Linked DNA regions of Homo sapiens: region 2 is linked to region 1. Evidence: chromatin loops called from intact Hi-C (ENCODE). Cell type or tissue: dorsolateral prefrontal cortex. All regions are shown on one strand.

Region 1 (2,500 bases):
CATTGGTGTGCTTTTAAAAACTCCTTAGTGTAAAAGACATCAGCCATGTGCATGCCTTAGTGCAGTTTCCAAGAAAAGACCATGGGATAACTGTACCCAGTGACCAGGGTTGATGTCCCTTAAAAATCGGGCAGCCTGGCCAGGCATGATAGCTCAAGCCTGTAATCCCAGCACTTTGGGAGGCTGAGGCAGGAGGTTCACTTGAGCCCAGGAGTTTTAGACCAGGTGGGCAACATGGCGAAACCCTGTCTCTACCAAAAATACAAAAAATAGCTGGGCATGGTGGTTCATGCCTATGGTGCCAGCTACTCAGGGGGCTGAGGTGGGAGGATCACTGGAGCCAGGGAAGTCGAGGCTGCAGAGAGCTGTGATCGCACCACTGCCCTCCAGCCTGGGTAACAGAGTTAGACCCCATCTCAATAATTAAAAAAAAAAGAAAAATTGGTCGTCCCCTTTGTCAAACAAATGCTTCGCCTCTGAGGGGCAAATAGCATCCTCTGATTCCTATGTCCCACTGCCCTCTTTCCTTGTGATTGACAGGATGTGTTTTTTCTCCCCCCTTACTCTCTGTGTTCCATCCTCATGGCAGCCCTTGCCAGTCACCGTCTAGGCATTGGGGATACTCCAGTGAGACAAGTTCTCACTCATTTCACAATCACTGGTCTTGAGCCAGGTAATGCCATGAGCAGTGAGTTGGGCTAACAGGGCCCGGTCATCATGCAGGTGATCGTATCTCCCTCTGGGACTCCAGCCAGAAGGGGACCCTGAGTGTTTTATGTAGAATACATCTATTTTCCCTAGAGCTAAAGAAGATTCCTGTGTTCCTCAGGTTTGATGACAAGCCCACTTCATCACTACTGGGTTTTCATAACATTCTCGTTTACTGAATCTTCACCCACCCTCACCCTCCCACCTCAAGACACTGACAGGTTTCTTCTCTTATCTGCCCACACTGGAAGACGTGGGACCATCTGTCTCCTTGTGTCATACCCAGTCGATTGGGCCAGTAGGTGGCCAGACAGTATCAATAGGTGGTGCTCTAAGCCAGCTGAAGGCTTCTGTGTATTTCTGTCCCCTGGGTAGGGAGTGGGAGAGAGGAGGAGACAGGGCTAGGGGCAAAAATATTAAAAAAGGATTGGTTAAATATTCCAATGAGACTTGGCAATCAGCCACTAACTTGATATAGCTCAGCTGGAGACCCACATCTTAGTTGATGACATAGAATATCGTATGGCAAACCTAGTTCCTTTTAAGAAATTGTTCCACCTGCATGTTTGTAATTGGTTTGGATCAAGTTTTTCAAAGCCATAAATAAAACTGAAACTGCATGTGAGAATTGGTTATCTGGCAAGATAACAGAACTTCATAAGAAATGTACTGATGTGGGAAGGACTTCTTAGTTTTCTTTAGGAATTGCATATTAAGGGATTTCAGCAAAAATGCCTTAAGAAAGAAGCATGCTTATAAATTTTGAGTTCATCTTACTACTAGAAAGAGACAGGCTGGTAAATATATAATAGTGCTGATATGTCTTATTGACATGTACTTACAAGATTGATTTATTAGCATGTTTGTCTCTGATCTGTCAGGTTCAGAGGAGATAAACTCCAGAGTGCATAGTTGTCAGATCCAGGGTAAGAAAGAAAAATTAAATCAAGCCAGGCCTTTTGGAGCTTTTTTCCATCATCCCTGTTTTCTTGGTTTCATCTTCCAGGAAAAAGACTCTTTGATTGCTATTGACCGATCCTTTTTGAGTACACTTCCAGGCCAGTCCCTCATAGACAAACTTTACAACATTTGGATTCGCCTTCAGAGCCACGTCAATATTGTGTTTGATAGCGAGATGGACAAACTAATGATGGACAAGTACCCAGGCATTAGGCAGGTGAGCAAAAAACTGGATTCCCATTGCTAGCTACAGAAGATAAATAATAAACATTGTGTATTGAAACAAGAAACTAATAAGCCTACTGGAATTCTTGTTGAATGTTTTTTATGACCTTTTTTCTCCATAAAGATCCTGGAGAAGAAAGAAGGCCTGTTCCGAAAACACATGATGGGAAAGCGAGTGGACTACGCTGCGCGCTCAGTCATCTGCCCAGACATGTACATCAACACCAACGAAATTGGAATTCCCATGGTGTGTGTGTGTGTGTGTGTGTGTGTGTGTGTGTGTGTGTGTGTGTGCGCGCGCGCGTGCAGGGCTCATTTGCTCCCCGTGGGTGGCAGATGAGAATGCCGCAGAGGACTGGGGACAGGATGTGCAGCAGATTATTCTGGCTTGGGCGGAACTAGCTTCTGCCTCTTCCTGGACAGCCCACAAGGAGGTGACTGGAAGCTGCATGATGGCATTGCTGTCACTCCTTGCTAGGCTTACAGACACCTCCTACCAACAAGTCAGCACCAGGGAGCTGACTGCAGGGTGTTCCACATCCCCGCCGGCATAGCTTCCTCCTGCCCACTTCAGCCTAGTCTTTTGACCTTCCTCACCAAATTGAAT
Region 2 (2,500 bases), 150 kb after region 1:
TCCCTGCCCCTACCCATGCCAATCTCCCTTTACCCCTTCCTTCTTGCGCTCCAAGCATCCAGATATGGATCAATTCTTTTCTGCTTTTTGAATGAATATGGTTCTGTCTTGCTTCTGGGCCTTTGCACATGCTGCTCCTTCCTCTAGGACACCTGTCTCCCCATCCTTCTTTTTTTTTTTTTTTTTTTTTTAGTTTGAGATGCAGTTTCACTCTTGTTGCCCAGGCCGGAGTGCAATGGCGAAATCTCGGCTCACTGCAACCTCCGCCTCCCAGGTGTAAGTGAAGAATCGCTGCCTCAGCCTCTCAAGTAGCTAGAATTACAAGCATGTACCACCACGCCTGGCTAATTTTGTATTTTTAGTAGAGACAGGGTTTCTCTGTGTTGGCCAGGCTGGTCTCGAACTCCTGACCTCAGGTGATATGCCACCTCTGCCTCCCACAGTGCTGGGATTATGATCATCGCATCCCCATCCTTCTTTACTTGAACAACTTTGACTTGTTTAAATGTCAGCTTGACCACTTGCCTTGTGGGAAGCATTTTTGGAGCCCTCCAAGTCTGAGTTAGTGCCCCCGCTCTCTGCTCCTGCAGCTGGTGTACACTTCCCCGTTGCAGAATTAATCATTCTGTACTCTAACTGCCTTCTGACTTTCTGCAACTGAATCCTGAGTGGTCAGCAGTGTCTGCACATGGAAGCCCCACACATACTTGTTGGAGGAGGAATTAATGAATGACTGCTCAACACCGCCTCTTTCACCGTTAGTCCACCCCGCCCTGTCTCCACCTTGTATTGTACATCTTGTATGAGACACGTTAACACTTTATTTGGTGAATCCTAGCAAGGCCTGGAAGAGAGGCCAAAGCAACAGAGGATAGGACCTTCAGGGGGTTGGGGACAGCAGGTGTTCATTAACTGGTACAGAAGTATTTCAATATTTTAACAACCAGTAACACAACTGTTGTGTGTCCTACTTGTGTGCATTGTTTATTCCACCAATGACTTCCCTGAAGTGATCAGCAACCACGGTCACTGGCAGGATTGTGCAGAGTGGAGTGGGCTGAGAGCTTGGAAGGACATCTCTTCTGCTGGTTGCCCAAAGCAGCATCACTGATGCATATTAGCCAGTTATTCATGGTTGAGATAGGGAGACAATAAGCCTCTGTGACATTTCTCTGGGACCTGGGGTTTGAGAAGCACTCCAGGATAGGGAAGGACAGAAGCTGGTACTGATGTAGCTCCTGCACCAAACAATAGCTTTGTGTGTGTCTGTGTGTGTCTGTGTGTGTGAGAGAGAGAGAGAGAGAGCTTGTGTTTGGTGTGCCATTATGCATGGTTAGCATCTGCATGTATGTGATGGGTATTTGTATGTGGTCTGTAAGTGTATGTGCGGTGTGAGGGGTGGTTTGGTGTGTATTTGTGCTGTATGCCATGGATATGGTGTGTAGATGTGGTTGTGGTTGTGTGCATGTGCCTATGTGTGTGCATGTATGTGTGGTGTGTATTATGAAGGTACTGAGGCAAGTGTTCTGGATGAGACTGAGGAGATGGTGACAGAGAGAGAAAAGAATGGAGGGGACCATCCCTTAGCCAACTCCTGGAAGTTCGTTGTATGTGGTCATCCAAGTGGGCAGAGTGAACAGGAGACCTGGCTGGGACCACCAGCAGCCAGCAGGACAGAAACATAGAGGAGGAAGAGAGAGCCCCAGTGATCACCTCGCCTGATCGGGAGAGTGTCTTCCCTCTGCTGGGCGGGCAGAAAGCATGTTCTAAAGACAGAAAATTTAGCAAAAAAGGGAGAAAGGGCTCCCCAGTTTCCTTTGCAACTTCTGCACCGTTTCTGTTTTGTTTTTGTTTTTGGTATAGCTCTGTGCCAGAAACAGCTTGCCCAATCGAGCATGTGAGGGAAAACTCATGGCCTCTCAGGCCACATCAAACAAAGCAAGGCCTTCAGCACAAGAGAGATTTTTGCTCTTCTTGGCAGGGATGACATCCTGGAGATTATAAAGGATTTGGGTCAGGGAGAGTCATCAAGAACATCCTGTTCCAGGAGCCCTGAGGCCCCGAGGCCCAGGATGGAGGACAGGTGACAAATACATTGCCCAGGGTCACACCACTGTTTCTTTCTGGTGGTTGAGTGTTAGCAGAGCCCCAGACTGATTTATTGATCAGGTTATTGGAAGGGCAAAGTCTCCCCCAGGCTTCCTGATTATCAGTCCAGAGCTCTTTCCACCTCCCCAGCTAACAGGAGACCCATGGTCTCCTCCAACCCTGTGGAACCTTCTTTTTTTTTTTTTTTCTTTTTTTTTTGAGACAGAGTCTTGCTGTGTCGCCCAGGCTGGAGTGCGGTGGCGCAATCTTGGCTCACTGCAACCTCCGCCTTCCAGGTTCAAGCAATTCTCCTGCCTCAGCCTCCTGAGTAGCTGGGACTACAGGCACACGCCACCACGCCCAGCTAATTTTTGTATTTTTAGTAGAGACGGGGTTTCACCATGTTGGCCTG

Evidence for each region. Hi-C counts contacts between places; a loop is a spot of excess contacts. Peaks named below come from ENCODE experiments on the same cell type or tissue, not always from the same donor. Only the 100,000 strongest peaks of a DNase experiment are listed, where the experiment ranks them.
Region 2: a loop joins it to region 1, with 3 times the contacts of the local background. A loop is called at or near these places in 2 of 110 quality-filtered maps.

Annotation. Positions count from the first base shown.
Region 1 is chr2:86,077,499-86,079,998 of GRCh38, reverse strand. POLR1A (RNA polymerase I subunit A) reads left to right here. Exons shown (of 34, transcript NM_015425.6): 10 at 1,715-1,885; 11 at 2,018-2,140. Among named protein-coding and RNA genes, the nearest start is that of POLR1A, 27 kb to the left of the region's middle. In dorsolateral prefrontal cortex, CTCF peaks have their summits at 835 and 1,034 (motif pointing right); DNase peaks (open chromatin) are centred at 1,008 and 2,248; H3K27ac peaks cover 2,139 bases.
Region 2 is chr2:85,924,162-85,926,661 of GRCh38, reverse strand. No RefSeq gene overlaps it. Among named protein-coding and RNA genes, the nearest start is that of ST3GAL5-AS1, 36 kb to the right of the region's middle. RefSeq lists an enhancer at 1,887-1,936. In dorsolateral prefrontal cortex, no CTCF peak of the experiment used is centred here; DNase peaks (open chromatin) are centred at 1,131 and 1,941; H3K27ac peaks cover 2,500 bases.